Regions from separate parts of the Homo sapiens genome. Here regions 1 and 3 are each linked to region 2. Evidence: read pairs that join two places in POLR2A ChIA-PET (ENCODE). Cell type or tissue: OCI-LY7. All regions are shown on one strand.

Region 1 (2,500 bases), 81 kb before region 2:
ACGTGCCACCACACCCAGCTAATTTTTGTATTTTTAGTAGCGACGGGGTTTCACCATGTTGGCCAGGCTGGTCTCGATTAAGTGTACAGTTCTGTGGCATTAAGTACATTCATATTTTGCAGCCATGATCATTAACCATCTCAGAACTTTTTCATCAGAGTTTCCCAAAATGAAACTCTGTATCCATTAAACAGTAACTCCCCAGATCTCCCTCTGCAGCCCTTATTAACCACTATTCTTTTTGTCTCTATGGATTTGCGTGTTCTAGATCCCTCATATAAATGGAATCATTCACTATTTGCCCTTTTGCATCTGGCTTATTTCACTTAGCACAATGTTTTCAAAGTTCGTCCATGTTGTAGCATGTATTAATTTTATTTCTTTTTAAGATGGAATAATTTTTCACTGTATGTATACACATTTTGTTTATCCATATGTTTATCCATTTGTTCATGAACATTTGGTTTATTTCTACCTTTTGATTACTCTGAATATTGGTGTACAAATATCTGTTCTAGTTCCTGCTTTCAATTCTTTTGGGTATAGATCTAGAAGTGGAATTGCTGGGTCATATGGTAATTCTATATTTAATTTTTTTGAGAAATTGTCACACCATTTTTCCAAAGCAGCTGCACCCTTTTACATTTCCATAAGCAATGCACAAGGGTTTCAATTTCTCCACTTCTTCTCCAACACTTTACAAAATATATACAATGAGCATTCTAATAGGTGTGATGTAATATCTCATTGTGGTTTTGATTTGCATTTATCTGGTGATTAGCAGTATTGAGCCTCTTTTCATATGTTTATTGTCCTTTGTATATCTTCCTTTTAGAAATAGCTATTCAAGTCCTTTGCCTATTTTTGAATTGAGTTGGTTTTGTTGTTATTGTTGAGTTGTAGTTCTTTATATATTCTGGATGTTAATCTCTTATATGAGATATGATTTGCAAATGTTTCCTGCATTGTGTGAGTTGCCTTTTCACTCTGCTGATTGTATTCATTGATGCACAACAATTTTTAATCTTGATGAAATCCAATTTATCTATTTTTTCTTTTTTAGACTGTACTTTTAGTGTCGTATCTTAAAATAACTGCCAAATTCAACGTCATGAAGTTTTTCCCCCATGTATGCATCTAAGAATTTTATAGTTTTAGCTCTTGTGTTTAGATCTTTCATCCATTTTGAGTTAATTTTTGTATATGATGTAAAGGAAAGCCCTCACTTCATTCTACTGCATTTAAAGTAATAACTTTTAAATAAATGTAATCATCTAGCAGTTTAACCTCTGACATTGAAGTCTTACCTGGGAGAAAGGTCACTGAGGACCTAAGTGCCCAGATGTACCACCATGACGTAGTGACCCAGAGCGTCCAAGGGGCTGGTCTTTCCATGGCCCCCCCTCATCACTTCCTGAAGCCTGCTGTAGACTGCTATAAGAGCGGCCCTCTCTCTCTCTTTTTTTTTTAAACAACTAGAGGCACCTGTTCTTTGAAGTGGGTGTCAGCTGCAGATGTAACACCCATTATCACATGACATCTGTTTTTAGTTAGTGAAAAATGCTGCGATGCTTTACTTATTTGCCTCCCTGCTTAAAAATCCACAAGCTTCAAAATTTCCCACAAGGGGGATCATTAATTTTTTTCTCAAATACTTTTTTTATTTTTTAATATCAGAAGACATCTTTTTGGTATTTACATGTACTGTTTTCAATCTCCTCTATTTTAAGTGGAAATAAGTAGAATGGCATATTTTAAAACAGCATTTTATATGCCATTTTTTCAGACAGGAAACATCAAAGATTCCTGGCAGCCTCCCAATTATACAGCCAGATGAATGATCAATTAAAAAGCCACTAGCAGCTAATAGGGCACATGCCACAAAAACAGAACATTACAGGTCGACTATGATGACAAATATGACTTTTTGGCTAGCATTCCATCAGTGTTTTTCTGTTTTTGTTCTTTTTTTTTTTTTTGAGATGGAGTTTCACTCTTATTGCCCAAGCTGGAGTGCAATGGCGCAATCTCAGCTCACTGCAACCTCCACCTCCTGGGTTCTAGTGATTCTCCTGCCTCAGCCTCCCGAGTAGCTGGGATTACGGGTACACACCACCACCCCCGTCTAATTTTTGTACTTCTAGTAGAGACGGGGGGTTTCACCATGTTGGCCAGACTGGTATCGAGCTCCTGACCTCAGATTATCCCCCCGCCTCAACCTCCCAAAGTGCTGGGATTACAGGTGGGAGCCACCCCGCCCTGCCATTCATCAGTCTTTTTCTAGTTAGCATCAACTGTATTTTTTCCTCTGAACAAAACAAACTATAAACTATATAGTTCATACATATGTATACACACACACACATATATATCAAATGTTTTCATATTTGTGCTAAGTAATTAGTGCCATGAAATATTACTAAATAACTTATTTCTGTTTCCAATGTGGCTGCATCTGAGACAGGAAATGAGCACTCTTAACTAAAGTAGACTGTGGGAA
Region 2 (2,500 bases):
TCGAGAGCTGAAACTGGCAGCAGGAGGAGGGAGTCGGGCAGGGGTGCTGGGAGGAGGCGCGGCAGCGGCTCCGCGCCCCGAGGTCTCGGCCGCCCCCGCGGGGCGGGGCCGCGCAGGTTCCCTGAGGCTCCAGGTAGCCCAGAGGGGAGGCGGCTGGGAGGGGCGGGAGCCTTGAACCTGCCTCAGGGGAAGAGAAACCCGACTGCGGGCTCGGAGCCGTTTCTTGCAAGGGCGAGCGTCAACTCGGCAGGGATTATATTAACCAGGTCAGCGAAATGAGTTTGAACCCCTCCGAATCACAGTAGCGGCCACAAGGCACTTCCTCCCGCTCCCCTCCCTCTTCCTAACCCCCAGCACCTCTTTTCTTTTTCGTTTCTTTGCACGGTTTGTTTCCTTGACAGAATGTAACATTCATAGTTGTACTCTTGTAACCACACCGGGTCTAGCAGGTGGGGAGTCGAGTGCATCAACCCTGAAATCAGCCTTTGAAAATCCTCTGACTGTTGGGTCTGAGATCTTGTCAGAGCAGATAAAGGAAAAGTTATTTCAGGTTCCTTAGTAGAAATTAATCATGCTTCTAGGACGACTTAGAGCAAGCAAATCGCATGCAAAGTTCAAAGGCGAGCCTGGGTGGCCAGCCTGGCAGGGAAACTCAGGAGCTGGGCGCGTGAGCAGCCCCGGACTCGCCCTGCTGCGTCCTGGCCCCTTCAGGTCCTGCAGAAGTCACTCTCCACCTTGCCCCCAAGACCTTAGTTTTGCACATCTTTGCCTCTGTGCTTAGCTTTTAAGAGGCACGGAAGGACATGGCATGGTCATGTATTAGCGCTGGAAAGTACCTTAGAAATAGGATCCAAGCAAGCCCTTATTGTAAAGGCGAGGAACTGAAGTCTTGAGAGAGAGGAAGTGATTTGTCCAAGTCATACAGCTAGGTGGAGGCTAGACTAGAACCTTTGCCTCCAGAACCCTAGTCCTGTTGATTCCCGTGCTCTCACCTGACGTTGGCTGCCCCCTGCGGGCGGCTGAATAGGTTGCTTGTTCCTGGGTTGTTAAACCGCTGCGGAGAGAGAGGTGCTCAATGACTACTCTGAAAAATGTGCTCAGTTCTGAAAATGTGACCTCTAGATCCAGCCAAACCTGAAAAGTTAATTCGACTTGAATCTATGACTGCAGTTTCAGATTCCTCTGGTTTTCTTGGTGTCTCTCACATTTCACAAGGGACTGCATTTGGGGTCTTTCCAAGGAGTTCCCTATGAATCTTTCAAAAGATGCAGACTTACACCTCTGGGCTTTATAGCTTTTTTTTTTTTTTTTTTTTTTTGCTTTATCATATCGTGTTTTACATTTTTGTAGTTCTTGTTCAGAAGTTGTTTAGTGCCTCCTGTTGACAGTGGAAACAGAACTAGGCTATTGTTTCAAAACACAGACACTAAATGAAAGGAATTATTACAGATTATAAATATATATTTCCTGGGATTTTATTTGGTGGTGGTGGTATTTTAAATTTGGATTACATCATGTCGCCATTCAACCTGGACTATCAGATTGTTGCTTAAAATAATAGCTTTAAATTATGAGAACCCCCAATTCAGGATTTTTGGTAAGCACTTCAGCTTCACTTGTAGGGGGCTGGTAATATGCATACCAGTGAGTTAGTTTGGGAAGACAAAACCTGTAATGAATATAACTTTTCTTTTTAAAAACAATGATTTACATTATGATATGGCTTTATATCATTGTTTTTATTGGTCTTAGTTTAATGGGTTTCCCAACATTGCAATGACAAATTTTAGTGAAGTTTCTAAGATAGTATTTTTCCTATTTTAAGTTTTATAAGAAAAACTATAAAATAAACCGTGTCTGTAAAATTATTGTCATCTGATCAGTTGATTAGATTAACAAACATTATGATTATGATTAACAAACAGTAAGCATATAGTTACTTCTTCAAAAGTCATAAAATTTCCTAGGTTAGGTTAACTAAATAAAAGAAAAAGCTTTCGAAAATAGTAATGGGTTCTTTTAAATCCATGGCTTTTTTCTGGGGAAATCCCTTCTGGATTAGGTTACATTTTATAATATTTCAAACACCATTCCATCAGAGACAGAAAAAACAAGAGTAAGTAAGACTCTGACTAACAAGTGGCCTAATTATTCACTTAGTTACTCTAGAAACTAAGTATTGTAAACATGGGCACAAGTTGGATCAACCAGGCCTGGAGTTGTGAGCAATTTGGTATTAATTTTATTTACAAAACATTAAAGCTTGATCACTCAATGTTCTTATCTTTGCTTTGGTTTTAAAATCCTTTCCTCTTAGATTCTCCTAATCCTCTAGACTTTATGGGATCACTATAATTCTGTTTTGCGCTGTACTACTTCTTGATTTTTTTCTTCTTTTAATAAAACAAAAACCCCATTGGAATAGCATAGTTGAATTGTTTATTATGTTTGAGAAATATTATTTAAACGATGTGACAGATGCCAAAGATTTTGAGTGTGC
Region 3 (2,500 bases), 87 kb after region 2:
ACACTGGTGGTAGGGGGATGAAGGAAACACCTACACAAATGGGAGGTGTGTGGAGGGAGGGGCTTCCTTTGAAGTTTTGCATAAATCGTATTAATTTTTTTCCTATAGAGCTGGGAATGAAGATTCTTGGTTTTCATCCTGTATCTCTTATTGAGTATTGAGCTGTGCCATAAGGAAATGGGCTTCCTTCTTACTTGATTTGCCAATGTTTAAAACTGAACTTTAAAGAAAAGAATTTTGGAAGAATTAAGAGGAAAACAGGACACCTTGTACAAGGTTTCATAAAGCTTTCTTAATTTTTTTGGCCAAAAGAAACAAGTCAGCCCCGGTGCAGTGGCTAACACCTGTAATCCAAGTACTTTGGGAGTCCGAGGCAGGCGGATCACCTGAGGTCAGGAGTTTGAGACCAGCCTGACCAACATAGTGAAACCCCATCTCTACTAAAAATACAAACCAAAAACAAAAACAAGAACAATTAGCTGGGCGTGGTGGTGCGCACCTGTAATCCCAGCTACTCAGGAGGCTGAGGCAGGAGAATTGCCCGAACCCAGGAGGCGGAGGTTGCAGTGAGTGGAGATCGCATCACTGTACTGCAGCCTGGGCAACAGAGCGAGACTGACTCAAAAAAAAAAAAGTACTCAAGTCAGACACCAAAAGACTCTCTTTTTTAAGCCCATCTCCCTTCTTTCTGATCCAGGTCCGTTTTCTACTTATGAAAGTTTAAACACCACAGGGTGAAAAATTGTTGCTACAGTCTATTGGGTTCGCTGGGTCAGGAAATAATTAGCAAATACTCAACTACTTGCATACGTTACCTTCCTGTTAACTCTGCTGTACTTTTTCTGCCTGCCGGGATTAAGGCCAGATGATTATTTGTCCTAATGTTATGAATCATTGACAAGAAAAGCTTGTAATGGCAGTGTTGACATGCCTTTACATCCATTGGCACCACAAGGTAACCAGGAGCAATCAGTGACAGGGAAAACTGGAACATATTGTGGAGGAAGCGGGGGCGGGGCCCCCTCCCTGGCCTCAGAATGGCTGGAGCAGGAATTCCTCACTACCTGCTTCAGTTCCCAAAAGGCAGGCTCTAGAGATTTGGTACCACAGTTCAGAAGAACAACCACAGGGAGAAGAATTTTCCCCTTTAGTCCAGGAGGAATATGATTTTTAGGAAACAGACGCAGAAACCTGACCTTGGCTCACAGCCGCCTTGGTGAAGCCAAGGGCTAAGTTTCGGGGCACTGGCCTGCCCTTCATTGCTGCACACACCCAGATACACACACCTGAGAGAGCTTGAGCAATCGGCTCTGTACGCCCAGCTCTGCACTGCCTGGCAGCAAAGAGGAAAGGGGAATTACAGGCAGGCTTGACTTGAAACACTGCTCTGGCCCCACCTGAATTCCAGGTGCCCCAGGGAGTCCCTTCAACCACCTGGAATTGAGGCTGTTTCAAGGTACAGATGCAGTGTGTGTTTGTCTTGCTTTTGTTTGCACCTTCTACCAGCTGGAAGCCAGAAGGTGTGGGGCTCTGCAAACAATTTTGATGTAAATAAAGAGAATGTAAGAATTAAAAAGACACCTTGCAGCTGAGCCCAGGGCAGAGGGGCGGGGGTACAGGCTAAGAGAGGAGGGAGGTGGAAAGCGGGGAGGAGTGGAAATAGATTTCCTCTAGGAAATAGAAATAGACACAGGGCCAATGTGGGATGATGTGATCCTACTGCATATTTTCCATATGTTAATATCCCTCCATACGATTCCTCCTCAGATCGGTTATTGATAGATAGAAAATAAGCCTGTGGGCCTAGATCTGCCTCTGCTCTTTATTTATTGAATGTGCCTACTATGTGCCAGCACTAAGGTAAGCACTGGGAATAGATGTGAAAACACATTATCATGTGACAGACAGCAAATTAACACCTACGATGAGGCTGTTTATGGTGCAACAAGGGCTGCGAGTGACAAAGGGCCATCTCCGTCTCCTTAGGACAGTGAGAGAACATGCCAAGAAGGAAGATCTTCCACAAGGACCTCTCCTTTCATCCCAAAGCAACCCTAATAGTCATAATTCTTACAAGGGTGTGGAACGCATTGGGGATGGTCTTCTATTCACCATTCTTTTTGGACTAGGATAACTTCTCTGTATCACATAAATTTCGAAGAAAAAAAAAAGTTTACTTAAACGTTAAAGGTTTTTTTGTTTTTGTTTTTTTCTTTGTTACCCAGGCTGGAGTACAGTAGCACAATCACAGGTCACGGCAGCCTCGACCTTCTAGGCTCCAAGCGATCCTCCCATTTCAGCCTCCCAAGTAGCTGGGACCACAGGCACATGCCACTATGCCTGGCTAATTTTTTTGTATTTTTTTGTAGAGACAGGGTTTCAACCATGTTGCCCAGGCTGGTCTCAAACTCCTGGGCTTAAGCGATCACCCCGCTTTGGCCTCCCAAACTGTTAGGATTACAGGTGTGAGCCACTGTGCCTGGCCTAAATGTTAAAGGTT

Evidence for each region. Peaks named below come from ENCODE experiments on the same cell type or tissue, not always from the same donor. Only the 100,000 strongest peaks of a DNase experiment are listed, where the experiment ranks them.
Region 1: POLR2A ChIA-PET joins it to region 2 with 7 read pairs; 7 of 35 experiments call an interaction of 5 or more read pairs at or near these places.
Region 3: POLR2A ChIA-PET joins it to region 2 with 6 read pairs; 5 of 35 experiments call an interaction of 5 or more read pairs at or near these places.

What each region holds. Positions count from the first base shown.
Region 1 is chr6:135,101,621-135,104,120 of GRCh38, forward strand. No RefSeq gene overlaps it. Among named protein-coding and RNA genes, the nearest start is that of HBS1L, 48 kb to the left of the region's middle. In OCI-LY7, no CTCF peak of the experiment used is centred here; a DNase peak (open chromatin) is centred at 1,481; H3K4me3 peaks cover 1,021 bases; H3K27ac peaks cover 1,647 bases.
Region 2 is chr6:135,183,028-135,185,527 of GRCh38, forward strand. All of the region lies in intron 1 of MYB (MYB proto-oncogene, transcription factor), which reads left to right. Among named protein-coding and RNA genes, the nearest start is that of MYB, 3.0 kb to the left of the region's middle. RefSeq lists a silencer at 1-218 and enhancers at 609-828, 1,139-1,318. In OCI-LY7, CTCF peaks have their summits at 53, 1,020 (motif pointing left) and 1,221; DNase peaks (open chromatin) are centred at 154 and 994; H3K4me3 peaks cover 1,841 bases; H3K27ac peaks cover 1,714 bases.
Region 3 is chr6:135,269,915-135,272,414 of GRCh38, forward strand. No RefSeq gene overlaps it. Among named protein-coding and RNA genes, the nearest start is that of MIR548A2, 32 kb to the left of the region's middle. RefSeq lists an enhancer at 896-1,790 and a silencer at 1,317-1,611. In OCI-LY7, no CTCF peak of the experiment used is centred here; DNase peaks (open chromatin) are centred at 726 and 1,377; H3K4me3 peaks cover 620 bases; H3K27ac peaks cover 1,799 bases.